Linked DNA regions of Homo sapiens: region 2 is linked to region 1. A link is an interaction called in ENCODE POLR2A ChIA-PET data of the cell type or tissue named here. Cell type or tissue: A673. All regions are shown on one strand. Each heading gives the region's core, and the rest is flanking DNA. Links, peaks and the distances in the headings are about the cores only.

Region 1 (14,989 bases), core at 3,467-11,466:
GGGATGCATCCTTGGACCAATAACATCAGCATCAGTCTTGTTAGAAATCAGCTTGTTAGAAATGCAGACTCTCAGTCCCCTCAAACCTACCACATCAGAACCTGGATTTTAACGTGACCCTCTGATTTGTAAGAAATTAAAGTTTGCGAAGCACTGGTTTAGAGGCTCCCTTTCATCTTAAAAATGTTGTGGATTTGTCTCAAGTTGAAAACAGATAAAACATGTACTTGAGATATATTTGATATCACATAGATTATTAGCATAAATTGTTCTCATTTGATTAGCCTCTTCTGGAACTGTGGGTTTAATCTTAACTAGCTTCTGTTTATCAAGTGCTTTATTGTGGTTAGGCAGTACGCCAGTTACTTAATGTACATTAATCTCATTTCTTTCATTAAAACACACCTCCAAGACAGATGTCAGTATCATCTTTTTTACAGAGGAGGAGACCTAGGCTCAGAGTTTCAGTAATTGACCTCAAGTCAGTAGAATTAGGATTTGACCCAGGTACTCTGCTTCAAAGCCCATGTTCTTAACTCGTCCTTGAAGCAGGAATGGGAACTTACTTATGTGATCCTGAGCTTTCCTTATGTTTCCTATATTCTCAACTATTGTAATATCCAGAGGATCTGGAATATTTATATTCTACAATAATGGTCTTTGGTATTTCTTAGAACTTTGGTTGGATAAGACAGGTGGGCGGCCAGAGGTGCCTCTGCCTTAATCTAGAAACATTTTTTCCTTGTTCATGGAAGCATGAAGTGAGATACGTTTTGCTGTATTTGTAGCACTGGTTTCTTAGGCCAAAGGAATCAGGTTAGTGTGATAGACAGTGTCCACCAAGGACACCTTTTCTTGATGACCTGTTGCTTTTTTTTTTTTTTTTTTTTTTAAGACAGAGTCTCACCCTATCACCCAGGATGGAATGCAGTGGCATGATCTTGGCTCACTGCAACCTCCACCTCCTGGGTTCAAGTGATTCTCCTGCCTCAGCCTCCCAAGTAGCTGGGACCTACAGGCACCTGCCACCAGGCCTGGCTAATTTTTGTATTTTTGGTAGAGACGGGGTTTTACTGTGTTGGCCAGGCTGGTCTCAAACTCCTTACCTCAAGTGATCTGCCCACCTCGGCCTCCCAAAATGCTGGGATTACAGGCGTAAGCCCCTGTGCCCAGCCAGGAATGTCCATATTTAGGTTCTCTCAGTGGTTGACACTGTGTACCTCATAAGTGAGAATGTCTAGTCTGTCATTTCTGAGCAGGAAGGAGACATCATAGGTGATGATTAGATGGCTTCCTCTTTTCTCATCTTTAGTGTCCACTAAATTCCTTTTAAAAAGATGTACAGAAGTGTTTCAGACTCCATTGTACTTCAAGGGGCCAGGCGCAGTGGCTCATACCCATAATCCTAGCACTTTAGGAGGCTGAGGCGGGAGGATCTTTTGAGACCAGGAGTTAGCCTGGGCAACACAGTGGGACCCCATTGCTATTAAAAAAAAAATTAGCCAGTTTTAGTGGCACACACCTGTAGTTCCAGCTACCTGGGAGGCTGAGGGGAGGATCGCTTGAATCCAGAGGGTCAAGGCTGCAGTGAGCTGTGATTACACCACTGTAGTCCAGCCTGGGTGACAGAGTGAGACCCTGTCTCAAAAAAAAAAAAAAACAAAAAAACAACAAACAAAAAACAGTGCTTTAAAAAAATTCCCAACAGGAATTGAGTTTGCCATGATTGACACACCAAAAGTCCTATTAATTGAATCATGGCCAGAAGAAGTCATGTACCCTCTTCTTTATGACTGTTGCTGGATGATGTCTAGTGGCTGTTCTTCTAATTTTTCTAGTCTTGGCTATGATCCTTTCCTTCTACACCCTTTTGGTTTTAGAGAGCAGACTAACCCAGCTCTTCATACTTTCTGCAGGGGACAGGCAAATGGTATGAATTACAAGACCTCCAGGTGACTGACATCCTTCCCCAGATGATCACACTGTCAGAGGCTTACATTCAGGTGGGTTGGCCACAGGCTTAGTGAGCCACAAATAGGTGGCGTATGGGGCCAGTGAGAGGAGTGGGCCAAGGCAGGAAGAGGGATAGAGTTAGGACCTTGGTTGGAGGGCCAGGTACCTATTGGGAAGTACTTAGTAGTGAGTTGGGGGCAGAATGTATGGCCCTGAAAGTCAAGCAGAGATTTTCAGAAAAGAAGTATAAGGAAGTGTAGAAAATGTATGAGTGAGCAAAGAAAGTTGCGATTATGGCCAGGTTAGTTTTGCAGAAGTGTGCGGTCTGGTTTCGAGGAGGAAGAACCTAGACTCATCAGGGAGGCTGGCTAGAAGTCGACCACGAAGTGCTCCCCAGAGCCCCAGGCAGCTTTGTGACCCCACAGCGCTTTCTACTTGACGTTTGTTTTAGTGCCGGCCATATCGCTTTGCCTGTCTGTCCTCTCCATTGGATTGACCCATGGAGCACAGAGCATCTCTGTCTTCTCTTTATGTAACTGCCCTAGTACCTGGCAAAAGAAGGAAGATTGAGACAAAAGCCATAGCTTTGTAAGAAGAAAGTGATACCTCTCCTTCTAGAGATAACTTTTTTCTCCTCAGTGGCTGTAGCCACTGTAGCAGATTTCCAAATGGGGTATAGCAGATTTGTAAATGGGGTGACAAGTTGTCCATGGCCTGGCACAGAATAGGTATTTGATAAGTGTCTGTTGACTGAATGCCTCCTAGACTTCAGTTTGTGTTTTCATTTCTTACAGATTTGGAAGAGGCGAGATAATGATGAAACCAACCAGCAGGGGGCTTGAAGGAGGCGTCTAGGGCTTTGCTCCCAAGGGCTGTGGCTGATGATGGTAAATAAGAACACAGAAGCTGTAGCTGAACACAGGCTGGCTGGTGGGCTTCCTAGGCCAGCCCAGCTTGTATGGGTTCTGGCTACACCAGAGCACCAAGAGCCCACTTGCCTGGGATGGCCCCACACTGTCACTCAGCTGTTCTTTGATCATTTTTTTCTAGATTGATGCTCCTTTCTCCCATGCATTGAGCTCCCATCTAGCTTCAGCAGGGCAGAACCCTTCTCCAGATGTGTGTAACTTATGTCTTGAGTATCTGGGAGTAGTTGAAGAACAGATAATTCCTTCCAAACATCAAGCCTTGGGATTCTTGGAGCAAGCAGAAAGCCAGTAACTTCGCTCTGTTAGAGGTGGAGGATTTTCCTATGGTTCCCCCCATTTCCTGATTTGTATTTTTAGATGGATTAAATAGTCTCCTGTTTTTAAACCAGCCTCTTGTTTTATATCTTTTCCTTTGGTGGTTGGCTGAGGAAAATATTTTCCTTTTTAATCTTCACAAACTCTCTACCCTACAGTCTGACATCTGGTGCACATCACGCTCGCCCTTTCCTGTCAGCTTGTGGGTGGTGTGTCAGTTAGGATGCATTTGTTTCTAAGTAAAAAAATACCTGAGTCAAGGGGATACATTATTATTGTGCTTAACTAGAGGGCCAGAGGTGGGCAGTTTCCAGCTGCAGTGCAGGAATGAGTAAGGGAAGAGGAAAAAAAGGAAATAGGAAGCGCTTCTCACTACAGTGCAATTCTGAGGTGGTCTCAGCCAGTCCAGTGTGGAGCCCCAGGGCAAAGATTCCGTCAGACAATTCAGCAGAAATGGCTCCCATCAAGCTCAGTCGTGGGCTCTAGCAGCCTAGAAGAAGGGTGGCCTTGGCATGAGCACTGTGGCAGGTCCAAAGATATGGGAAGCAGCTGGAGGCAGCCAGTCAGCCCCAGCAAGTTCTGTTGAATGGAGACAGGAGCCCCGCACTCCTGTGGTGCCACCCTTTACCTGGTCACAACCTTGTCCTCACTTTCCTCTACCTCTCTGGAAGCTCCAGTATTTCCTTAGGAGGCTTATCTCTTCTATCCAGCCATTAAATTTGGGTTTTCTCAAGATTCAGTCCTAGCGTCACTCTTCTTGCTGTTTACTTTTTCCCTAGGCCATTTCAGCTATGCATTTTTATGGAAATGACTCATAAACACATCTTAATCCCAGATTTTTCTAAACTCTTGAACTTCGCTCTGTTGCCCAGGCTGGAATGCAGTGGCACAATCTTGGCTCACTGCAACCTCCACCTCCCAGGGTCAAGTGATTTCCGGCTAATTTTTTTATTTTATTTTATTTTATTTATTTTATTTTATTTTTTAATTTTAATTTTTATTTTAGAGATGGAGTCTTGCTCTGTCGCCCAGGCTAGAGTGCAGTGGCATGATCTCAGCTCACTGCAACCTCTGCCTCCTGGGTTCAAGTGATTCTCCTGCCTCAGCCTCCTGAATAGCTGGGATTATAGGCGACCACCACCGTGCCCAGCTAATTTTTGTATTTTTAGTAGAGACGGGGTTTCATCATGTTGGCCAGGCTGGTCTCGAACTCCTGACCTCAAGTGATCCACCCGCCTCGGCCTCCCAAAGTGTTGGGATTACAGGCGTGAGCCATGGTGCCCAGCCCTATTTTTGGGTGTTTTAAAGTAAACTCAAACTTAACATTGTTTAGAACTGAGCTTGCCAGGTGTGGTGGCTCCTGCCTGTAATCCTAACACTTCGGGAGGCTGAGGTGGAAGAATTGTTTGTGGCCAGGAGTTCAAGACCAGCCTGGCCAACATAGCAAGACCCTATTAGCCGGGCATGGTGGTGTGTGCCTGTAGTTCCACCTATCTGGGAGGCTGAGGCAGGAAGGTCCTTTGAGCGCAGGATTTGAGGCTGCAGTGAACCATGATTGCACCACTGCACTCCAGCCTGGGCAACAGAGCAAGACCTTGTCATTACAAAAAAGAAAAAAAATTGAGCTTGTGAGTTTCCCTTTTTTTTTTTTTGAGATGGAGTCTCACTCTTGTCCAGGCTGGAGTGCAGTGGTGTGATCTCAGCTCACTGCCGACCTCTGCCTCTCAGGCTCGAGTGATTCTCCTGCCACAGCCTTCCGAGTAGGTGGGACTACAGGTGTGCGCCCCACACCCGGCTAATTTTTGTATTTTTAGTAGAGATGGGGTTTCACCATGTTGGTCAGGCTGGTCTTGAACTCCTGACCTCAGGTGATCTGCTGACCTTGGCCTCCCAAAGTGTTGGGATTACAGGCATGAGCCACTGTGCCCTGCCATGAGTTTCTCTTTCAAACTTGGCTATTTTTGAGGTGAAGATTACACTATCCAGTTAGAGAAATTCATGTATAATAATCTGTTCAGGGAAAGTTTAATTTCAATAATTATTAACTACAACGGGTTTGTAGAAACGGGATTAGTTAGTAACAAGTAAAGTAAAGAATGTAGGAATAACAGATACAAAGAGCTGCCACTAGTTCTGGGGCTGACAGTGTCCAAAGCTGAGATCCAGACCTTGCTAAAAATATGCCCTCTGAACCTCGTTAAAAATCTGCTTTGTAGTGTACTCAGGAAAGCCATTCACAGGTGTCTCCCTGGAGGCCTCTGCTATAAAACTGTCCAGGGAGGAGAGTGCCAGGTGGAGCTACTGGGTGCCTGTGCTGCTCAAATGTATATGTGGTCTCCAAAAGCCAAGAAAAACCTATCAAACATTGTGCGTGCGTGCGTGCGTGTGTGTGTGTGTGGTGGTATGAGGTACAGCCACCTGTCTTGGAGAGGATATTTTGACATAACTCTATACTGTTGACTTCCGAGAAATGTCTCTGAGGTGGCAGGCCCCTGAATTGTTTGTTTGTTTGTTTGTTTTGTTTTTTTCTGAGAACGGAGTCTCGCTCTGTCGCCCAGGCTGGAGTGCAGTGGTGCGATCTCGGCTCACTGCAAGCTCCACCTCCCGGGTTCACGCCATTCTCCTGCCTCAGCCTCCTGAGTAGCTGGGACTACAGGCGCCTGCTACCACGCCTGGCTATTTTTTTGTATTTTTAGTAGAGACGGGGGTTCACCGTGTTATCCAGGATGGTCTCAATCTCCTGACCTCGTGATCCGCCCGCCTTGGCCTCCCAAAGTGCTGGGATTACAGGCGTGAGCCACCGTGCCTGGTTCCCTGACTTGTTTTTGGGTTTAACTCCCAACTTCTTATTTATGTCTTACTAAGGCATCTAAAGCGCTTGGTACTTTCTGCTCATCAGATCCAACAGCATAGTGTCATCACTGTAGTGGACTAGTGTGATATTTTGTGGATTGTCAAGATGATCAAGATCTCTGTGAACTGTATTATGCTAGAGAGCAGAACTGACATAGTCCTGAGGTAACACTGTGAAGGTATACTGTTGGCCCTGCCAGGTAAAAGCAAACTACTTCTGGTGATCCTTATAAATTGGTATGGAGAAATACCAATTTGATTCTAACTTGGTAGCTCCATACCAAGTGCCAAGAGCTGTTGTGTATGAGTAAAGATGCTACATCTGGCCCCAGGCGTGGTAGCTTACAGATGTAATCCCAGCAGTTTGGGAAGCCAAGGCAGGAGGATTGCTTGAGCCCAGGAGTTCAAGACCAGCCTGGGCAACAAAGTGAGACCCCATCCCTCAAAAAAAAAAAATTAGCCAGGAGTGGTGGCATGCACCTGTGGTCCCAGCTACATGGGAGGCAGGAGGATCACTTGAGTCAAGGCTGCAGTGAGCTGAGTTTGAGCTCTGGGTGACAGAGCAAGACAGTCTCAAAAAAAAAAAAAAAAAAAGATACATCTGGGACAGCAGCTTCAGCTGGAGTCACTCTGATTAAGTTTACGATAGTCCACGGTCGTTCTCCAAGATCCATCAGACTTCTGTACTGGCCCTTTGCCACTATCATTTTAGTTTAAGCTATTGCCAGTTTCTGTTTGCAGTGCTCTCAATAGGTCTCTCCACATTTCTTTGCCTCCTACCCCCAGTTTATCCATGCTTTAGTCAGAGTAATCTTTTAAAACACAAACCTGAGTCATTTCTCCCCCATACTCTGATCTCATGCTTAAAGACACTTCACTGGCTCTTAGGATAGCAAGTGAAATCCTCAGCTGCTAGCCTAATTTATCAGGAAGTTTCTACTTTTTTTTTTTTTTTTTTTTTTTTTTTTTTGAGACAGGGTCTGGCACTGTCGCCCAGGCTGGAGTGTAGTGGCATGATCTTGGCTCACTGCAATCTCCGCCTCCTGGGCTCAAGCCATCCTCCCACCTCAGCCTCCTGAGTAGCTGGGCCCACAGGCTTGCACCACTACACTGGGCTAATTGTTTTGATTTTTTTTGTAGTGGTGGTGTTTCACCATGTTGCCCAGGCTGGCCTCAAACTTCTGAGCTCAAGTGATCTGCCCGCCTCGGCCTCCTAAAGTACTGGGATTACAGGCATGAGCCACCACGCCTGGCCCCTGCTTGTTCTTGAGCCTAGGCTCGCTGAGCTTCATTCTATTGCTCAGATGTACCACATGACATGAGGCCTCTGTACTATCTGCTTCCTCTGTGAGGGATGCTCGTTCTTTCCCTTTTAATTCTTTCTCCTCCATGACCTCTCATACCCTTAATACCCTGTGTATCTCTAATTGATAGCCCTTATTGCACCTGAAAAATTTGTTTTTTCTGTGATTCTTTGATTAAGGCCTATTTTTCCAACTAAACTCTCAAGTTCCAAAGGATAGATAGAAACTTTTGTGCCCAGCCCTTGGGAAATGCTTGGCACTTAGAAGTCAATCACCCATTTATTTATTTATTTATTTTTTTGAGACGGACGGAGTTTTGCTCTTATTGCCCAGGCTGGAGTGCAATGGCATGATCTCAGCTCACCGCAACCCCTGCCTCCTGGGTTCAAGCAATTCTGCCTCAGCTTCCTGGGTAGCTGGGATTACAGGCATGCGCCACCACGTCCGGCTAATTTTGTATTTTTAGTAGAGACGGGGTTTCTCCATGTTGGTCAGGCTGGTCTTGAACTCTAGACCTCAGGTGTTCTGCCCGCCTCGGCCTCCCAAAGTGCTGGGATTACAGGCATGAGCCACCGTGCCCGGCCAATCACCCATATTTTTTGAGTAAATGCTTTAGTACTTAGCCTGTGTTCTCTGTGTTGTCCTTTTGCACAAATGATTTTGTCTCTTTATACCCTTCCAAGATGGTGAAAATAGGAATTATCACTTAAAAGTTTAGGGACTATTTCTTGGAGCTGACCGTCATATCCTGTGTGATCTTGAGGTCCTTTGTGGGTGACACATGGCTTGCTTCCACCACGGCTGTCTGGGTTGGGGGCCTGGCCTGCATGTCTTCAAAGCTGATCCCAGCATGCCCTTCCTCTTTTGGAGACCTCAAGGTCTGGCCAGAGTTTGAACCACACATGGGGAAGAAGTGAAATTCAATTCATGTTTTCTTAGCATGACCCCACAGCCAGAAATCACGAGAAAAAGATAGATGTGGAAAAAATACTCCAGATATATGATAGAGAAAAATTTGCAATGTATAGGACAGTAAATAAATGAATATACCTAGTTTATTTTTACTCGTAAAACAATAAGAAAAAGAAACCTAAACAGAAAATTGGGCAAAAAACCCAAGTAGGCATTTCACAAAAGATGAAATATAAATGGCCAATAAACATGTGAAAAGGTGTTTATTTGGTAACTAAAGAAATGCAAATTAGAACGACCATGAGACATCATTTAAAAATATTTTGGATTAGCAGAAAAAAAAAAAAGGAACCAAACCAAACCAAAACAAAACAAAACAAATATTTTGGATAGGCCAGATGCAGTGGCTCACACCTGTAATCCCAGCACTTTGGGAGGCCAAGACTGGTGGATCATCTGAGGTCAGGAGTTTGAGGCCAGCCTGGACAACATGGTGAAACCCCGTCTCTACTAAAAATGCAAAAATTAGCCAGGCATGGTAGCACGTTCCTGTAATCTCAGCTACTCCGGAGGCTGAGGCAAGAGAATTGCTTGAACCTGGGAGGCAGAGGCTGCAGTGAGCCGAGATTGTGCCACTGCCCTCCAGCCTGTATATATAAATATATATATATATTTTTGGATTAGCAAAGTTTGAAAGATTGTTAATACCCCAGTTTGGTGAGAGTGGAAAGAGGCACTTGTTTTCTTTTGGGATAGAAGTTGGTACGGCTGGCACAGAGGCCCAGATTGATAATCCAGCCTCTGTTAAAAGTAAAGGTGTCCCCCAAATTTCATGTCTTGGAATTGATTCTAAGAAGACAGACAAACAAAGATGTAAGTGCGAGGATTTTTATTTTTTGCAAATCGTTGATAATAGTTGCTTAAAAAAGAAAGGGCCGGCCGTGCGCGGTGGCTCACGCCTGTAATCCCAGCACTTTGGGAGGCTGAGGCGGGTGGATCACGAGTTCAGGAGATCAAGACCATCTTGGCTAACACAGTGAAACCCCGTGTCTAGTAAAAATACAAAAAAAAAAAAAAAAAAAAATTAGCTGGGCGTGGTGGCGGGCTCCTGTAGTCCCAGCTACTCAGGAGGCTGAGGCAGGAGAATGGCATGAACCTGGGATGCGGAGCTTGCAGTGAGCTGAGATCACGCCACTGCAATCCAGCCTGGATGACAGAGTGAGACTCTTGTCTCAAAAAAAAAAAAAAAAAAAAGTAAGGGCCAGCCATGGTATCTGACGCCTGTAGTCCCAGCACTTAGGGAGGCAGAGGCAGGAGGATTGCTTAAACCCCAGAGTGATCGCACCACTGCACTCTAGCCTGGGAGACAGAGCTGTCATGTGGCAATTAGCAATAATAGTAGATACTTACATTTATTGACCTGAAAAGGTTATTGTTAAATGAACAGTGCAGGTTACAAAGCAGCATGTATAGGATGTTTCCATTTTGTAGATCTGCTGTATCTGTTTTTGTATATGTGCACAGAAAGCTTTGGAATTATAGATAATAACATGTTAATAATGATTATGTCGTGGATTTAAAATTTCAGTTATTCATTAGGGGGACATAATGTAATTATCTTTATTTCTCTATAACTGAACTCATTTTGGCTCATGAGCCCTCAAAACATATTATTTCCATTTCGGAGTAACTCATTCCCTTCTTAATACTCAGCCTCTCTTGGCTGACTAACCACTGAATCCTCTTTCCCCTTTCCCTGGGAATGATTTACAGATTGCCCTGCGGTGAGGAGAGGCACTGGGGACTAAGCATTCCCTGGCCATCCAGGTCTCTCTGGAGTGTCTCTCGTCTTGCCTGATCATCATCTTCTTGTGCCATCACTGCTACACATCTGATTTCTGCTCATCTCAAGATCCACTAAATCTGTCACAGATTCATCCCCAACCGTGGGCTCTTACGGGTGCACCATCTTGTCCAGAGCCAATTCTGACTGCCTCTCGGTCTGTGGGTTGAGGTTGCTCTTCTGCAACCACATCACACTGGGAACACTCTGTGAGGCAGACCTCAGGCCAGCTGCCTAGCTCCATCCCTCAGGCTAGCGTCCTCACCCTTTCTGATGTCCTGTGAGAGGCAGGCTTCTCTTAGAAGCCCACACCCTGGAAAGTGAAGAATAAGTCCCCTCCTCTTGGGCTATAATCCCTCCTGGGACTTCTCTTCCCCCAACTTCCTAAGGGCAGAGGTGCAGGATGTTGGACACTTCTCAGGGACCCTAGGAGTCTCAAGTGTAGCCACTTCCTGCCAATTCTGTCCTCCTACCAGCTAGTCAACTCTTTTTTAAAATTATTTATTTATTTGTTTTTGAAATAGGATCTCTCTGTGTCACCCAGGGTGGAGTGCAGTGGCATCATCACGGCTCACTGCAGCCTTGACCTGGATTCAGGCGATCCTCCCACCTCAGCCTCCTGAATAGCTGGGACCACAGACACACACCACCATGGCCAGCTAATGTTTGTATCTTTTTTTTTTTTCTTTTAGACAGAGTTTTGCTCTTGTTGCCCAGGCTGGAGTGCAGTGGCGCAATCCTGGCTCACTGCAGCCTCTGCCTCCTGGGTTCAAGCAATTCTCCTGTCTCAGCCTTCCAAGTAGCTGGGATAACAGGCATGCACTACCACATCCAGCTAATTTTGTATTTTTTTTAGTAGATATGTGGTTTCACCATGTTAGGCTGGTCTGGAACTCCTAACCTCAAGTGATCCACCCACCTCAGCCTCCAAAAGTGCTAGGATTACAGGTGTGAGCCACCATGCCCAGCCAAATTTTTATATTTTTTATAGAGATGGTGTTTTGCCACGTTGCCCAGTCTGGTCTTGAACTCCTGGGCTCAAGTGATTCACTCACCTCAGCCTCCCAAAGTCTGCCAATTCTTGACCTCCTTTTGAATGAAGCCGCCTTTTTCATTATCAGGCACTCATTCCCACTCATATTTTTGGGATAAACTATTAATGCCTCCAGTTCTTCAAACATTGGCTCTTCATTGTCTCAATCAAACTTTTTTGTTTTTATTTTTTTAAATTTAAAACACCCTTTTCTCTCAGAGAGTTGGATTTTGTAATGGAAACAATGGCTTTAAGGACAGTAGTTAGCTATAGATTTACAAATGTCTACTTAAAATCCAGGAGCCAATGAATTGTGTGTCTCATCCCCAGGCCCAAGAGCAGGCTGCATAGACAGCTCTTTCTGGCGCTTGAACGGTGGAGGTGTGGAGCCAGAGGCTGTGGGGAGAAGATGGAAAAAGCCCCAAGCTCAGTGTCAAAACACACACCCTGCCGTAGCTCTCTCCTGGGCTAGGTGGGATTGTGGGTGTCACATGCTTCCCTGTGAAGAGACTACCAAACAGGCTTTGTGTGAACAATAAAGCTTTTTAATCACCTGGGTGCAGGTGGGCTGAGTCCAAAAAGAGTCAGCAAAGGGTGGTGGGATTATCATTAGTTCTTGTAGGTTTGGGATAGGCGGTGGAGTTAGGAGCAATTTTTTGTGGGCAGGGGGTGGATCTTACAAAGCACATTCTCAATGGCGGAGAGAATATTACAAAATACCTTCTTAAGGGTGCGGGGGTGCGGGCGTGGGGTGGGTGGGGAGAATATTACAAAGCACCTTCTCAAGGGTGGGGAAGGTGTATTGTCACAAGGTCAATTGATCAGTTAGGGTGGGGCAGGAACAAATCACAATGGTGGAATGTCATCAGTTAAGGCAGGAACTGGCTATTTTCACTTCTTTTGTGGATCTTCAGTTGCTTCAGGCCATCTGGGTGTATACGTGCAGGGCACAGGGGATATGATGGCTTAGCTTGGGCTCAGAGGCCTGACAGTGGGTAATTTCCACTCTCTTTGTCTGTAGTTTCTGAATTTCTTACAAGAAACATGTATAAGAAATATGACAAAAGTTATTTTATAAATAAAGGGACACTTCCAGGCATTTCAGTCTTTAAGAAAAGCTAAGGCTTGTTTGGCTTTTTGTTTATTTTTAGGTTTTTGGTGTCCTCATGACCTAACCTCATCCCAGTGAGTAGAGACTGGGAGGGGAGAGCAGCAGCTGGAGGGCAGGCTGGGAGCGCTTGTGAGGGAGAGGAGCTATGGACGTCTGCTTCTCTGCCAAGGGAGAGAGTGAGGTAGGCCTGGGCCCGCTGACTTCAGGGTGAGGCCACAGCTACTGCAGCGCTTTTTATTTATTTATTTATTTACTGAGATGGAGTCTTGCTCTGTCACCCAGGCTGGAGTGCAGTGGTGCAATCTCGGCTCACTGCAACCTCTGCCTCCTGGGCTGCAGTGATTCTCCTGCGTTCAAGTAATTCTCCTGCCTCGGCCTTCTGAGTAGTTGGGATTACAGGCATATGCCACCACACTTGGCTAATTTTTTGTATTTTTAGTAGAAATGGGGTTTCACCATGTTGGCGAGGCTGGTCTCGAACTCCTGACCTCAAGGATCCTCCTGCCTCGGCCTCCTAAGGTGCTGGGATTGCAGGTGTGAGCCACCACGTCTGGCCATACTGCAGCACTTTAAAGGACGGTGTCTTTTTCTTTCTCATAAAAGAGAATAGGACTTTATTAGCATTGGTGCAGACATTGTATTACACAGGAATGGGTCCCTAGCTTGCACAACCCCAGCTGAGCTTTCAGCAGATAAATCACAGCAGAAATAGAATCACCCTAGGACTTTCAATCAAAAGCTGGAAGTCCACCTTACAGAAAGACAAAAAGAAACCCCTTTTTATATCTTAACAAAGCAATAGCTCTCAAGCAGCAGAGCATCTCGAGGAAGAAAGCTTGCCCGGTCGCCATCCCATCATGCCAGAGCGTGCAGTGTCCACCCTTGACTACGCTGGGGAATTGCTGATTTTTTGAAAAAGCTTAACTTAACAATTTCTGATGTCTATCTTTTAGAGTTCTGTATGTTCCCATTTTTTATTCTTCTGAATTTTGAATTGCAAGTAGCTGTAAAATCCAATCTTTGAGTGCATGGGGGTGGGTGTGAGGCGGGGCTCAGCTTCAACCCCCTGTCCTGTAAAGCAGTGGCTGGTTTTTCCTGAGCCCAGCCCTGGGAGGTCGTGGTAGGTGTGGAGGCTGCAGAGCTCCTCCAGATGCTGCCCTCGCTGTGCCTCACACCAGAGAGGATGGAAGTGGGCTCTGGTGTCAGACTGTGGTTGAGCTGAGACAGACAAGGCCGACACAGGGCTGGGGGCCCGTGGTCCACCAGTGGAAGTGACTGCCGAGGAAGGGCGGTGAGGAGGGCGGTGTGGGAGCTGAGGCTTCTTTTCAGCCTGGCAGCTGGCGAGGGCCAGGGAGCAGGGGAAGAGCCTGGTCACCATGGTCCCAGAGCCCGTCTCACTTGGCTTTTCCTTTGCAGCTGAGGAGGATGAGGGCCAGAGAGGGACTGTGTGTATGTCCTGCCTGGGGACCCACAGCCAGGTGATAGCAGAGGTGGTTTGAAGCCCAGGCCTCCCACGCCAACCCACTGGTCTTGCTGTTTCAGCAGGGAAGGCCGGGAGCCCTAGGAGCTGGGGAAAGGCGACTGCCCGGGTCCTGGGTGACTCCCCACCCCCAGATCCCCAGCTGTCATCACTGGGGCAAGGACACATTAAACTGGTCCCTGTGGGTCAGGTCTGAGTGGGGGAGGACCTCCCCTCCCCACTGCCTCCCACAGGGGCTTGTGATGCAGGGTTTCAGGAACAGGGCTGGCTTCCCCGCCTCAGATGGAAGAAGTGGACTTGGCTGTGAGCTCCAGGAGGGCAGGGCTCAGCCATAGCCCCTACCCTAGGATGTGGCCTGGCCACAGGCACCCACTACTTTTTTTTTTTTTTTTTTGAGACGGAGTCTCACTCTGTCACCCAGGCTGGAGTGCAGAGGCGCAATCTTGGCTCGCTGCAATCTCCGCCTCCCAGGTTCAAGCAATTCTCCTCCTCAGCCTCCCAAGTAGCTGGGATTACAGGTGTGTGCCACCACATCTGGCTAATTTTTTTTTTTTTTTTTTTTTTTTTTAGTAGATACGGGGTTTCATCATGTTGGTAAGGCTGGTCTTGAACTCCTGACCTCAAGTGATCCACTCGCCTCGGTCTCCCAAAGTGCTGGGATTACAGGTGTGAGCCACTGCGCCCAGCAAAGAAATACCTTTTTTTTTTTTTTTTTTTTCCTGAGACAGAGTTGTGCTCTGTTGCCTAGGCTAGAGTGCAGTGGCACGATCTCGGCACACCGCAACCTTCGCCTCCCAGGTTCAAGTGATTCTCCTGCCTAAGCGTCCTGAGTAGCTGGGATTACAGGCACCTGCCACCATGCTCAGCTAATTTTTAAAAAATATTTTTAGTAGAGACAGGGTTTCGCCATGTTGGCCAGGCTAGTCTCGAACTCCTGACCTCAGGTGATCTGCCTGCCTCGGCCTCCCAAAGTGCTGGGATTACCGGCGTGAGCCACCATGCCTGGCCTTACATTTTTTAAAATGAGGGAACAAATGAATAAATGACCACCATGTTAGGGGCTGGCTCTGAACAGAATTGTAAAGTGGGCCAAGCTTGCTCTCAAGGTCACCTTAAGCCCACGGTTGCTGTGTCCTGCCCTCTCAGGGTCATTTCCCAGCCTCCAGGCACCTGTTCACAGAGGCTGCATCTGGCCTCGCCTCCACCCCTCCATCCTAAGGTGCTCCGCTGACTTAGAACAGGACAGTCAGGGAGAG
Region 2 (14,989 bases), core at 3,194-11,193, 88 kb after region 1:
CAGGTAACACAGACCCCAACATAACAGTGGCTCAAACAAAGAAGATGTAAGTTTCACTTAGATAACAATCATAAGTAGGAGGTCCAGGGCTGCTGCGGGAGCCCAGGAACCTTCTCCTTCCATTATTTTCAGGGTGTCAGCCTCATCGTCATGATCAAACATGCCCACCCCCAAACACAACAGTCTATTTCAAGCAGCAGGGTAGAGGAAGGGCACTGTACCCCACTTTATGGCCCAGCGCAGGAGCTGACACACCCCTTCCCCTGCCTCTCAATGGCCAGAATACACTCCCCATAGCTGCCCCCAACTGCAGGGGAGACTGGGAAATGCAGCCTTGGTTTTGAGCATCCACGTGTCCAGAATAAAAATCTCAATGCAAAAGGAGACAATAGATATTGGGGCCGAGGAAAGTATAGAGGAAGAGAAGCTCTTGGAAGGAGAAGAGGGAACAGGAAGGGAAGTGGGGTAGGCTCTCTGGAGTAGTTTGCGCCCTTGCCAGACCTGACCCCCAGCATGCCTGGCCCCCACTCCTGGGTGACTGGGTCTGAGGGGTCTATCATAAACAAGTTCCTTGAGGGCCAGAAGCCCTTCCCTTTCCCCAGAGATCAATGAACCTGCCACTGGGTGCCAGACCTGAAGTGGCTCTGGATTCCTTTGTGAAGGTCTCTGGAAAAAGATCTGCATCTAACAAAAGGAAAGAAGACAAAGTGCAGGGTTCTACTTTCCTACTTAGCCAAGAAGAGGCTCCAGACAGCCTTGTGATCCTGAAGAAGGACGTGATAAGTCATATTGAGTCATATTCTGCAGGATGCCAGGAAGGAACTTGTCTGGTTTTCTTCAAGGTATATAAAGGAACATAAAACTATCTTGATATGTGGGACTACCTCACATATCAATTAGTTTGCACTGGGCCACCCATAACAGAAAACCCAATTAGAACGTTCAGTAAGAGCATTTGTTATTGCTCAAAACAAGAAGTGCAGAGGAGGGCAGTTCCAGGATCAGTCAACCCAACAGCTCCATGATGTCTGGGCTCTGTCTCCATCTCCTAGGAATTCTCATAGTTTTTCCTTTGGGTTGTTATGTGGCAGCCTGACCTACAAGCATTATGTCCTTCTAAAATTGCTTTCAAAGGAAGTATTCTCCCCACCACTGTCATTTAATCTGGAAGGAAAACCTTTTCCAGAACCTCTCCACCAGAATTCCCCTTATCTTGGCCAAACTGTGTCACAATTGCTGGTAAGAGCAAATGAGATTACCCCTTCCCATGGGAGGGATTGTTTAGGACAATCCTGATTCATGATGGGGGAGCCACCTTCTCTGAGCACACTGCAGCTGGATCATGAACAAAGACAAATTCTGTTATCAAAATCATAGGAAGCAATGATTGTTGGTTTGGCCAAGAGCAGACATTAACAATCAATCTTAACTCTCTCATACAGTCATTACAAATCAAGCAAAGTTGGCACATGAGATAAAGCATATGTATTATCTCAGTCTTAGATAATGGGAAGTAAGGAAGCCGTAATTCAAGGCATCTTTAGTGACCCAGTTATCGTGTCATTGTCTCATGGAGTGCTTTTAAATTTGTCTGCAGACAGGGTGCGGTGTCTCACACCTGTAATCCCGACACTTTGGGAGGCTGAGGCAGGAGGATCACTTGAGGCCAAGAGTTTGAGACCAGCTTGGATAACACAGCAAGACACTATCTCTACAAAAAAAAAAAAAAAAAAAAATTAAAATAGCTGGGCATGGTGGTGTATGCCTGTGGTCCCTGCTACTTGGGAGGCTGAGGTGGGGGCATCACTTGAGCCCAGGAGTTTGAGGCTGCAGTGAGCTATGATCACGCCACTGCACTCCAGCTTGGGCAACAGAACAAGACTCTGTCTCTATAAACAAAAAATAAATAACATTTTTAAAAATTAAAAAAATATGTCCACAAATTCTTTGACATTCCTCCCTACAAAAGGTGGCAGCTAATTCCCCTCCTCTTGAATATGGGCTGGACTAGTGATTCATTTCTAAGGAATAGAAAGTAGCAGAATGATACTGTATGAGTTTTGAGACTATGTCCTAAAAGGCAGGATAGCTTTCACCCTGCTCTTTCTTGGACCACTTGCTGTGAGGGAGGCCAGCCACCATGCCATGAGGAAGCTCCAGCAGTCCTATGAAAAGACCACATGAGGAGGAACTGAGATCTCAGTTCCTGGCAACAGCCATGTGAAGGAGCCATTTGGAAGTGGATTTCCAGCCCCAGGCAAGCCTTCTGATGACTGTAGCACTGGCTGACATCTTGACTGCAACCCCATGAGACACCCCGCGCCAGAACCCCCAGCTAAACCACTTGCAAATTCCCTTCCCACAGAAACTCCCCACAGATGATAAATGTTTGTTGTTTGGAGCCACCAAATTTTGGGGTAATTTGTGCAGCCAGAGCTCACACTGTCACTAGGGTGAGGCAAATGGCACAACATCTAAGGAGATGCTCCCTTTCAGGGCTATGACAGTTCAGGGTCCACACATGACCCTGAGACGGAATGTCTTCTTAAATTCTGTTCCCTAGGCTCCTCGCTTGCCTCAGCCCCGCCCCAACCCTGTGTCTAGCAGCAGATATACCTCCACGGCCTTTTTCCCTCTTCTGAACATTCTCCAGCTTATGTTGGGAATCCACGCAGTTCATTTTTTTCCTCTTTCTCCTCTTGAGACAGAGTCTTGCTCTGCTGCCCAAGCTGGAGTGTTGTGGTGGAATTACGGCTCAGTGTAGCCTTGACCTCCTGAGCTCAAGGGATCCTCCCACCTCAGCCTCCTGAGTAGCTGGGACTACAGGTGTGTGCCACCATGCTCAGCTAATTTATTTTATTTTATTTTATTTTATTTTACTTTTTGTAGAGACAGCATCTTGCTATGTTGCCCAGGCTGGTTTTGAACCCCCAGGCTGGAGCAATCCTCCTGGCTCCCAAAGTGCTGGGATTACAGGCATGAGCCACTGCGCCCGGCTTTCATGTAGTTCTGAAGAAATTGGCTTCGGAACTGCATGGTTCTGGTTCCAAGGTGGAGCATGTGACTACGCCAGTCAGCACATTCCATTACCCTTTGGTCAGAGTGATTGGATCAGTGTGGCATGTGGCCCAGTCCTGTCCAATCAGAGTAGGTGGTGTCAGGCTTTATTGCTAGCAACATGGGGACAAATATGAACCCACTTTTCTGATGTTAGCAAGATAAGTGAAACTGTGCAGACTTCTGGCAGCCTTTTTGGGACCTCCAAGGGGAGCCAGTTCAGGGATAAAACTGATATCAGGAAACAGGGAAACTGGGTCCTTGGTGACATTGTTCAGCTGTTAGATTAACCTGAAGCCAGCCTCATCTCTGGACTTTTCAGCCCAGCAAGGTAAAAATTTCCCTTTTAAAATTTAAACCAGTGTGAGTCTGGTTTTCTGCTACAGGCAAAGGAAAGCACAAATGTGATGTTAAACACACGGAGGAGACCCCACATCAGTCACTCCCGCAGATGCTGCCAAGGATCCAGCTGCTCCACACTGTGCCGAGTGCATATCCAGATGTTCTGTCAAAGTGCTCTTGTTTCAGCCAGATGTTTAGTATCTTGTAGATGGAAGGTTAACTTGATTTAGTGCTTAAATGCAAACATCCTTCCCTCTCTCTCACCCACTCCCTAGGCCTGGTATCTGCCCACTCATAGCCCCTGCCATGTGGCTGTGCCCCATCCACATCCTGGGGCAGGCGCTATGTGTTGTATCTTGTAATAGCACCCCCTCGCTTGTCCTCATCCTCTCTAGCCATTTGGGCCAGGGATTGGGATCCAGCCCAGAGGGCCAGTCTAGAAGCAATAACCGATGTGTAGCTTGGCATGAAGAGATGCGCTGGGGCAGTCAGTCTTTCTTTGTCTCTCTGAGGTAAGAGATCTTGAAGAATGAGGCAGTTACAGGTAAAGCCACAAAGCAGAGATAGGCCCTAGAAGAACGTCAGGCAAGTGGAAGTGACGTGGAAGCAGAGATGAGGAGCAGGTGATGGCTACAAGGAAAGAAGAGCTATCCTAGAGTCCGGGGAAAGAATGAGAAGAGGATGGAGCAGATTCAGAGGGAAGCAGACTCCCGGAGAGAGGGGATGAGCCACTGAGAAGGAGATAGAGAGCAATCAGACAGGGCAGGCTAGGTTCTGCTGTGGAAACAACCCCAAATATCAGGGGCTAAGCCCAACAAGAGTTTCTTCTTGACCACGCATGACCTGTCCATCACAGGTCAGCAGGGAAGGCTCCGTGCACCATAGTCACATGGGAACGTAGGCTGATAGAGGCTGATGCGTGCTTCCACAGTTGCAGAGGCAGGTGAAGGAAGTTTAGCCAATTGTACACTGGCCCTTAAGGCTTCTGTCTAGAGTGACACATGCCCCTTCTGCTTACAATTCATTGACTAAAGCAAATCTCATGGCTGTGCCTAATTTTAAAGATGGAAGAGTCGTGCAATGCTACTGTCTGTGTGGAAAGAGGAGAAACAGGAATATCTGTGACCAGCTTTATTGACTGCCACAGAGTAGGGAGCTGGTCCCTAGAGCTGCCTCAGATCCCACAGGCTAAAATTTCATGTGGCCCTGCCATCCTGTGATCCTGGTTTATACTTACACAATGTTCCTCTTACCCCACACATGCTTCACAGTGCCCACCATCCTCCACGTACATTTGTGTATTTCTTGCAGCTTAAGACATCCCTCCCTAGACTTCTTCCTTCTTTTGAATGCTCCTTTCCCAACTGGGGGCTCCCTCCTTCAAACGGTCTAATGCGGCACAAATTCCTTTGTGTCTTTGTTTTGCAGCAAGGTGGGAGGATCTACAAACCCTTTTACTGGGGAATATCAGAGAAGACTGCCAGAAATTCTACTTGTACACATAAAGACCTTGTAGGTTCCCCTGGCAGACACTGTTAATAATACAAATCTATATGGTATTCTAGTGCTCACTATTTGCTAAGCACTGTGCTAAGAACTTTGAATTATCTCATTTAAAATACTTTTGGCTGGGTGCAGTGGCTCATGCTTGTAATCCCAGCACTTTGGAATGCAGAGGTAGGAGGATCGCTTGAGACCAGGAGTTTGAGACCAGCCTGGGCAATATAGCAAGACCCCCATCTCTAAAAAAAATTAAAATATTAGCCAGGCGTGGTGGTGTGCACCTGTAGTCCCAGCTACTTGGGAGGCTGCAGTGGGAGGACCACTTGAGCTCACTAGTTGGAGGTTGCAGTGAGCTGTGATTGTGGCACTGTACTAGAGCCTGGGTGACAGAATGATACCCTAACTCTAAAAGAAGAAAAATAAAATAAAATCCTTAAAACCTCACTTTGCAGATGAAGAAGCTACGGCATAGAGAGGTAAGCAACTCTCTCGGTGCACCTCATATTCCAGTACACACCCAAGAGAGATGGTGGGCTTTTGGGGCTGATGGACCAGCCCTGGAGACTGAGGTTAATCTCTGGGGAGGGAAGTAAAAGGAAGGAGGCCGCTTCAGGTGGGCAGAGCTTACCTCCAAGGAAGAGACAACCTGGGATCCAGGAGAAACACACTTAATGGGGCAGAGTGTGGTGTCCTTCAGATGCACTTGGCCCAGACTCAAGTTATTCGAGAAGATTGAGAAACAAAAAGAAAAGAAGCTGTCTCTGGTTGAGCACGTATAGTGCCCAAACTGTGGTCTCTAAGTATCTTTTCTCACTGAAGGGAACCAAGGCTTCTTGGAGAATTGCCTGTTTCCAGGTCTGGGGCAACAAATACACAAGATGAGCCCAGAACATCCTGAACCAGAAAGCGAGAAAGTGACCAAACACCACGAGGGGCATGTCAAAAGGACTCAGGTGCCAACTTGAAGGAGCTCCCACTGGATAAAATGGGATTATTTGTGCATCCCAAAACAAACCAAAACAAACATACAAAAATCCTGCAATGAGCTGAAACACATCAAATATTGTAAAATCCAAGAATTCAAAATGACAACAAAAAAGAACCAAGTCACTATTCTGAGAACTGATCAATTAAGGAAACACGTTTTTTTAAAAACTGTCTTTGGGGCCTCCCAGATACACAGCGAATTTGAGGGTTAGTTGGAAGGCACCCCATGTTCTCTCCAAGATTCTTTTACTGGCTTTCTCCAGGCCTGAATTTCCACCATTAGAGACTCATTTCTTTGGGTTTACAAAGTTTCGGAATCAAAGTCAAAATACCCTTGGGAAAGGTTTGTTGACTACTGTCCTTGAAGATCGTGGTAAAGGGAAAGTGGAAAGTCCTGTGGTTCCTAGGGTCTGGATAGATAGTGCTACAGCCAGAGAAGAGGAGCCAGGAAGGTCAAAGGATTTGGCAACATCAGCTCGGGCAGGGATTCTTCAACCTGAATGTGCAGGAGAATCCCATGGCTGGCCATCTAAAGTTCAGCTCCTCAGTGGCCCAATCACATGGGTTCTGATCCAGCAGGTAGAAAGAATGGAAGAAAGGTACATTTTATTACATACTCCAGGTGATTAGGACACAGGCGGTCCTGCCATCGCCCTCTGGGGGACACTGGATCTTCCTTCTTGGACTGTGTACCTTCCTGCTCCAGAGCCCCTGACCATCAAGCTGAGCACCGACAGCCACTGCAGACTCCATCAGGCCCTCTCTCTGGGATCTCTTCGGTACTGCCAGCTCCCTTAAAGGTGCCAGGCTCTTCCCTGTATGGAGAAGCTGGCACCATAGAGAAGCGACCCAGCCACACAGGTCCTGGTGCCAGCTCTGAGCTGCCTGCTCTCGTCCTGTCTCACGGCTTCCCAAGCTGACGGACCTGCCTGGCTTCTCATGTGACTGCCCACTCACTCCTGGCCTGATGCTTGACAACACGTCTGGGACTCTCCTGGGCCAAGGACCCTACATCTCAGCCCAGGTCCCGCATGCTCTCTCAGTCCTGGGATCCCTGTCTCCTTTCCCATGCCACCTCCCAGCATCCTTGTTCCTGGGCAGGAGGTGCTTTGCAGCCCTGCTCCTCAGCTCTGTGACCCAGCCAGATTGGTGGCCAACTGCCCTCACTCTGGGGTCAGCTAACCACCTCTCTGTCCTCCTCCTCACCCTGCCACCTCACCTAGTCCCTTCCACCTCCATGGACTTCCCCTGGGGCCTCCCTCCCCACATCACAACCCTCCTTTGCTGAGATGAGCCCCACATCCCATGAGCTCATCCTTTCTTAGCAATGCTCCTCGGACCACCTCTTCCCCATGGACTGAGCCCCAGCTGGGGGCTGACCTTCGGCATCAAACGCCTGGCCCTTGACTCACAGCTCCCCTGTTCTGACACCCGGCCTTTGCCTGACCCCATGGGCAGGCCTGGGCGCCAGCCTTGCCCCCCCTGGCTGGCCCGTCCCCCTGCCGCCTGAGCCTGGGTTATGACATCTTTCCACTGAGCAGCTCTTATTTTGAGAAGGCAAACACGGCGGCGCCCACAGGCATGTGCACACGCCAGCACACGCACACACATACCCTGTCCATCCCCGGACTCCTCGCGCACTGGGGTTAAAATGTGGCTGGCCATGTTTATTTTTCTTCCTCTAATTTCCCCTTTGGAACAAACAACAGTCCTGTAACCCCGATCACCCTCCCCTTTCAGATCTGTGGTCTCCCACCACCCTTCTCCCGGGTCCTCCCCTCGCAGCTGTGAATGAGAACAGAGTAAGTCTTTTAGCGGGAGGCAGCAGCCTGAATGAATTGATCACAGCCTCAAAGCCAGCAGGATGGGGGGATGGTGAGCATGTGTGTTTGCTTCTTAAACGCTATTTGTACACCCTGAAGCTTCTATTTTTCCATGTGACTTGGAGCAAATGCCTTCCCCCAGCCCTCCATCCTTTTAAAATTTATTTCATTTCATTTTTGGTCCAATGCATTTTGTTTTCTGTTTTCTACAAGGGAGCCCGAATCAGGGCCTCAGAAAAACAAGGCCGAGCTGCCAACTGGAAATGTTTGCTCTGGGGGCGAGTTCGGAGGCTGGCGTCAGGCGGGGCAAGATCCGTGCCAGTGGAATGTGATTTGGGGAGGAAGCTGCAGGTCACTCAATCGCTGGCAGCCAGCCCGGGAGCAACTGGATGCTTTCTGGGCTGTGTGTGTGTGTGTGTGTGTGTGTGTGTGTGTGTGTGTGTGTGTATGTAGAGTTTTTTCCCTCATGCAAACAGAGCTCTGGAGACATGGAGACAGAAGCATTAGGAACAAATGAGACAGGGGGTTGGAAAATCAGGGGATCTGGGGGAATAAGGTGGGCTGGGGCGGGGAGAGGGTGCCAGGAGCTTGAGCAGCCATGTTATTCAGCATGTGCTGTGTGTTCAGCTCTGAGCTGGGAGCCTGCAGGAGCAAGGAGGGCTGCAAACCACATCAGCCCCCAGTGATCTGTGGGTTCTTTGGAGAAACAAGGCTTTCAGTATAGAACACTGGCAGGTGAGCCTGGAAGTTCCCAAGAGCGGAGTGTGTTCCTCTGGGCTGAGTGTGTCCAGGGAAGGCTTCCTGAAGGAGGTGTGGTAGGATCAGAGCCCTGAAGCATGTATGGTACTGCACTGAGAGGAGAGGAGAGACGTTCAAGGTGCAGTTATTAGCTGCCATCTGCCAAGCCCTGTGCTCAGCCCTTTACATTGATAATCTCCCTTTAATCCTCACAACAACCCTATGAGGGCCAGTAATCTTTCTATCCTAGCTTTGCAAACAAGGAAACTGAGGCCCGGTGAGATCAAGGAACTCAGCCAAACTCCCAGCTTGTAGGTGGTGAGCCAAGGGTCAATTCGGGACCATCCTTGTCCAAAGCCTGGGCTCTGTCCACCACCGCTGAGGGCCACTTTTCACTTAGCCGAGTTCCTTGTGGAAGGGCTTGTTTTCCCTGCCCCACTCAAAAGAGGATTGTTGAATTCAAGATGGGGAATGTTGGGGACCTAAGATGCCAGGGTAGACTTCCAGGGGGCAGTGTGACAAACGCTCCGAAGCCAGAGAGATAAACTACCTTGTTTCCTTGTTCCCAGGAGGTAGTGGCTGGGCCCCTTGGCAGTCCCCCCAGGGTTCATATCAGGTCAGCCCTCTCCTGCAGCCTACCCCCCTTACCAATGACCCACGCCACCCTCACACTCCCCCACACACCCCCATCACATGTCAAGTTCTTTGCCACCCCAAAGTGAAGGTCCGCCCACTTCCAGGAGTCCTCAGAAGTTATCTGTGTTGTTCTGAGTCACGCACGAAACTCAGTGAACCAGACAGAATGGATTTTCCCCAGGCAGCCACCACAACCCTGGAGTTGGAATCAGGAGACCTGAGCCAACTGAGTGGGGGGCAATTGGTTAAAGTCAACAGTCTACCTCCTGTGTGATATCAAGTGAGCCATGTCCATTCTTGAGCCTCAGTTTCCTCAGTTTTAAAATGAGGAGTGGCCTGAATGGTTTTTGAGCTGTCACAGATGGAAGGAGAGGCTCTAAGGCAGTGGAACTATCTGCAGGTGTTGGAAGGGTCAGTCAGGAAGACTTTCTCGAGGTGTTCAGCCCACTGCAGAAGGATTCTCTGGCAGAGGAAGCAGGATCTGTCACGGGCTCAAAAGGGGAAAGGAAAGAAGCCAGGCTGGAAGGGCAGGAGGAGATGATGGTGAGGGAGGTAGAGTCCTGGCCAGGGTGGCTAGAACACCTTGACTCAAGCTTGTCTGGTAGTAATCAGACGGCCAGTGATCCATCTGATTAGAACAACTTTGTTGACCACTTGGGAGTTCTATTGTCTTGAGCTCAGATAGTTGGTTAGCCTCCCCCATGAACTCTTTTTGGCCAAACTGAGCACTAACGTTAGGTAGACACTGGCTTGGGGCTTACCTGGGCCTGATACATCACCTACATTGGTTGAACTGACCAGTCGATTCCACGAGACAACTAATTTTACCGATTATTTCCAGGAAACAGGCAGTTTATAGCATTAACTAAAATCAGCAGTTGTTCTGGCTTTTTGGAGACAGTCTTTGGATCTGACATCTTCAGTCCTCAGAGACATTCAGGCTACCTGCCACTGACCAACAGTAGTCAGATTCCTGAGAAGGCTGGGAAAAACCCTACCAACAACGGGCGTCAGGACTCAGTCTCTCTCATCAAAAAAAAAAAAAAAAAAAAAAAAAGGCAGGATCGAACTAGACCAGGAGTGGCAAACACATGGTGTGAATCCTGCCACTCCTTTTCTTTCATCCATGGCAGACATTGCTAATCAATTATAGCACTCATTCCCAAAGGGACCCAGATGCAGCCTCAGGATCCTTTTCAACACAGAGCTTCAGGCAGCCTCTACCAATCAATTAGATTTGGCATGCGTGATAAAAAGCATTTGTCCTCTGGACTAGATGATCTCCAAGCCTCCCTCCAGCTGTGCTGATCTAGAATTGCAACTGATTAGGCATCTTGAGGACTCAGCCTGGGGACCACCAGGTCTACAGCTGTCCCTGGGGCATCCAGGTCTGTGGGGCTGCCCTCGAGCTGGTGCCTTATTAATTTTCCTCACTGCTAATAAATGTGCATTGCGTCAGCTCTGTTCTGCCCCCTCATGTTCTCTGGCTGCTGCCATCAGTGGGGACTTTTTCAGAGAGCTGCAAAAATAGTTTTTTGTTGTTGTTGTTTGAGGAGCCTACACAGAAGCAGCAGCCAAGGCTTTTTTGCTTCCTTTCTTTTCTGAGGGAATGGGGAAATGCGGAGGGAAGACCTCACAATGAAGGAATGTGCTCCTTGGGGAACTGAAAGTTGTTTTCCTTAAAGAAGAAGAAGATGAAGAAGAAGTCAGCACACTCTAACTTCACATCTAGCCGCAAAGCACATCTGCAGGGATTGCTAACAGCTCCCAGGAGATCGCTGGCTCAAGCCAAGCCTGGTTAGGCTGTTGACAACTAGGTCCTGATGAGCAGAGCCCTAATGAGCAGCTTGCTCACTGTCTGCCCTCCCGGCTCATCCCTCGTTGATGTTCATTGGGCTCATCGAGGCCCTGGGAGACAGTTTTTCTTGCCTGCGATGGATGTTAGGCATGCAGGGGAGCTCACTTTCTCACGGGTGAATGTTTCACTTTTCCCCACTGCTGTGCTCTGGGGTTTTTAAGAGGCTTAAGACAAATCCTAAGACACTAGGGATGGGAAGAGCTTGAGATCTGTGGGTTCCAGCTCCCCCTCTCTTTTCTCCGTTTACAGATGAAGAGGCTGAGGCTTGCGGTGGGGCGGGAGGGGGAAGATAGAGGACAGGGGAGGCAGATGCCGAAGGGTACCGAGCTGGTCCTGGGAAGAGAATGCATCTCTCAACTTCCAGACCACTAAGTCAGAGGTGCAGAAAACTCAGAGAGTGTCCAGCCCAGAGCTTCTTGAACTTGAGTAACATATGCCCTCGTCCCAAAAGGAAACACATTGTCCCAGAACCCTAAGATCAGAATTATGCTCTTGTACTTTATGTTTTTAATTCTTATATAACTATAAGCCCAAAACAAATTAATAAATGAATACAAGCAAAACTACAAAGGTGATCAAAATTCACTTTAACAAACAGGTTAATATGATGAATAATATTGTTTTGCAGAAACAGAATCTCACAGGGCACAGGAGAGGAGCAGAGCACCAGCAGGGGACCCTAACCTTCTTCCTGCATCCATCAGAGCCTTCAGAATGAAGAATCTGGGGGACAGGAGGATGTCAGGGGGAGGGAAGAGGAGCAAGAGAAGGCAGGGACAAGTCAGATGCCAGGCAGAGGAAGCCGAGAGCCTGGAGACTTGGCTGCTCCAAGGCAGCGCACTTATCCTCTTGGGGCCGACCATGTTTCTTCCTTAGGCAGGGCTCCTTGAGGCTGAAATCATCCCTAACAGACCCTCAACGGTCAGGACAGTGTCATGTCACCTGCCAGTGGGAACCTCACTGGGCTCTGCCCACACCCAAGCACTGCTCCTACCTGCCACTTCCTGTCTCCTTCAAGTGGGGACACAGAACAAGCACACTGCACAAGTAAAGCATAGAGCATGTCATAAGGTGAAATGGCTGGTGGCTCCAGCTGGAAACGGGTGGTAAGGGGAGGCCTCAGTGACCAAGTGACATAATGGCAAAGGTTTGGAGGAGGAGAGGAAGCAAGCCATAGGCATTTCTCAGGGAGGTGGTCTGCCCGGCCAAATCCCACCATCTTTCCAGCCTGGTTTAAATGCCTCTTCTTCCAGGAAGTCCCCCAGAGCTGTTTGGCTACACTCTGAATTCCTACAGCTTTTTCCTTAGTGTCTATCACTTCGTACTGGTTCAGACTTGCATTATCTTTCCTACTGGACTCGGAGTTCCTTGAGGTGGGCACTGTGTCTCCTCTTACTAGAATGTCAGCTCCACAGGGTAGAGGTTTTGCTCTATTCACTGCTGCATAACCCCAGGCTTAGCAGGTGCTCTACAGAGGGTAGCGAAGGCTTATGGTGGATAAAGGAAGGGATGAGGATGGTCTCTTTGCAGGACGTGAGCTCTTGATGGCAGAAACCTCACCAAACTTATCTTTCTTCTTTTTTTTTTTTTTTTTTTTGAGATGGAGTCTCGCTCTGTCACCCAGGCTGGAGGACAATGACGTGATCTTGGCTCACTGCAACCTCCGCCTCCCAGGTTCAAGCGATTCTCCTGCCTCAGACTTCCAAGTAGCTGGGATTATAAGTGTGTGCCACCACAACTGGCTAACTTTTTGTATTTTTGGTAGAGACAGGGTTTCGCCATGTTGGCCAGGCTGGTCTCAGACTCCTGGCCTCAAGGGATCTACCTGCCTCAGCCTCTCAAAGTGCTGTGATTACAGGAGTGCGCCACCGTGCCCAGTCACCAAACTTATCTTTCTAACCAGCCCCATTACAGTGCCCGGCTCAGCTCGAGTTCTGTCCAGTGTAAGAATGACTGTTGACTTGAATCCATTGCTCCCAACTCAATTGATCAGGTTGGGGAACCCAATGCCAGAGAAAAGATTGTGGATTCAAGACAACCACAAGTTCTTGGCAGTCAGGGCAGCTGTGCCTTTGACATGACCAACTCTGTCTCTGGATCCACTGTTTTTTTCTGGTCAAAGCAGCTGACTAAATAGCTGAGCAGGTCTTGGTCCAAACAGAGGAGTGGACCTTCATTCACTCAGTAAGTACTTATTGAGTGTCTACTGTGTACTAGGGATTGTTCTAGCGGCTGGGATATAGCAGTAAACAAGGCAGGCAAAAATCCCTGACCTCATGGAACTGACCTTCTAGTGTATGGGAGACAGAAACCAAGCAACCAGTGATATCTATAGTATGGCAGATGATGGTAAATGCCATTGAAAATAAAGCAAGGAAGAGGTAGATAATACTGAAGGGGAAGGGTACAAACTTCATAGAGTGTGATTAGGGACAGCCTCACTGAGAAGGGGACATAGAAACACCAGAAAGGGGTGAGGAAGTGAACCCTGAGGCTACCCGAGCTAAGGGCATTTCAGGCACAGTAAACAGCCAATGCAAAGGCCCTGAGGTGGGAGCCTGCTGGGTAGGTTCAAGGAATGGCAGGGAGCCCTGTGTGGTGAGAGCAGAGTATATGGGCTAGGGCGGGGGATGAGGTTAGAGAGGAAATGGGGGACCAGATGTCAACTTTTGCTCCTACTCGAATGTTTCAGTTCTCTATTTCTGTATAAGAAACCACCCCAAAATGTAGTGGCTTAACACAACCATTTAATATTCTTTCTCATGTTTCTGTTAGTTGACTGGGTTCAGCCGGGTGGTTCTTTAGTGGGTTCCCCCATGGGGCTGCAGCCAGCTAGAGGCTGGGGCTGGAGGCACCCATAAGGTTCTGCTGAGAGCCTTCTTCACTCATATGTCTGGCACTGTGTTGCTTTCTATGTGGCCTCTCTCTTCAGCAGAACCCACCGGGGTTTCTCACTTAGCAACTAAAGGCTTCCAACTGGCCGGAAGCCTAAACAGCCAGTCTCCATAAAGCACAGCAGCACTTCTGCAGGGCTCCATTAGCCAGAGCAGTCACAGGCCAGCCCAGGTTCCCAGCAATGGAGGGACAGACTCCACCTCTCCATGCATGCAGGGAGGGAAGGAATTCATAGCAGCCACGAACATCCGAGCAAAAGAATTCAAGCGGAGGTTTTAAGCAGAGAAATGACATATGTCCTGCTTTAACAGGACACCTGGCCAATGGTGTGGAGATATGTCATGCCAGCCTCCTCCTGTTTTTTGTTGACAACCCTCGTGACCTTTTTCCCTCCCCACTCTCCCTTTCCACTCTGACCAAGAGTCAGGACTAAACCCTACCCCCTGGGCACTGCCCTCTGCACATGTGTTAAGAAGGTACACAGAGCATGTGCTGAGATGGTGCACACAGCGGGTCTCAGGGAGAGAGTGCCCTTATCTGGCATCTGCCCAGCCCCAAAGACTCGGTTTTCCATAATTGGGATGGCCACTTGAATAGAGGAAGGTAGAAGGAAGATTGCAGGAGAGTCTGAAAGAGCTTCCTGCCTGGATGCCTCATCACTGTCCTCTGGATCCAATGTCCTGCTGGTTAATGGTGGCAGTGCTAGCACTGTGAATGGGAGGCGGGGAGGAACTCTGGATTCTTCTTATTCCCCTGGTTGGCCCTTTCTGGAGCTGCTGTGAGTACCACCCCAGGGGGGCACCATTCATGCTGTGTCTGTTTCCACTAGGAGAGTTTCCTCATGGCAGTCTAGTTTCCACTCTTCCTCCCTTTCTCTAACGGGTGCCACACCTACTTTGGAACAATCTGAACAGCCATAAATAGGGACTCCAGATTCAGGAATGCAGAGCTTCATGTAGCAAGCATCCAAGGTTCCATCCTATCCGGCCAAGAAGCAGCTAATCACTGGCCTGCAGGGCTGTCCTGTCTGCACTCGGGTGGTGTGTGCACCAAGGAACTGCTGGGCAGATTCCACTTGCAAGGAGGGAGGGCTCCAGTGCCTGGATACCAAGATCTGGGCTCTATATGCCCTTGCCATCTGACCCTGACT

What was found. ChIA-PET counts read pairs that join two places held together with the same protein. Peaks named below come from ENCODE experiments on the same cell type or tissue, not always from the same donor. Only the 100,000 strongest peaks of a DNase experiment are listed, where the experiment ranks them.
Region 2: POLR2A ChIA-PET joins it to region 1 with 11 read pairs; 8 of 35 experiments call an interaction of 5 or more read pairs at or near these places.

The regions. Positions count from the first base shown.
Region 1 is chr2:85,646,014-85,661,002 of GRCh38, forward strand. SFTPB (surfactant protein B) reads right to left here. Exons shown (of 11, transcript NM_000542.5): 11 at 11,301-13,669. It overlaps USP39 (ubiquitin specific peptidase 39), which reads left to right. Exons shown (of 13, transcript NM_006590.4): 12 at 1,917-2,003; 13 at 2,748-3,270. The coding sequence ends at 2,795. Among named protein-coding and RNA genes, the nearest start is that of SFTPB, 15 kb to the right of the region's middle. In A673, for the core only: no CTCF peak of the experiment used is centred there; no DNase peak of the experiment used is centred there.
Region 2 is chr2:85,734,607-85,749,595 of GRCh38, forward strand. No RefSeq gene overlaps it. Among named protein-coding and RNA genes, the nearest start is that of ATOH8, 12 kb to the right of the region's middle. In A673, for the core only: no CTCF peak of the experiment used is centred there; DNase peaks (open chromatin) are centred at 8,065 and 10,305; H3K27ac peaks cover 2,895 bases.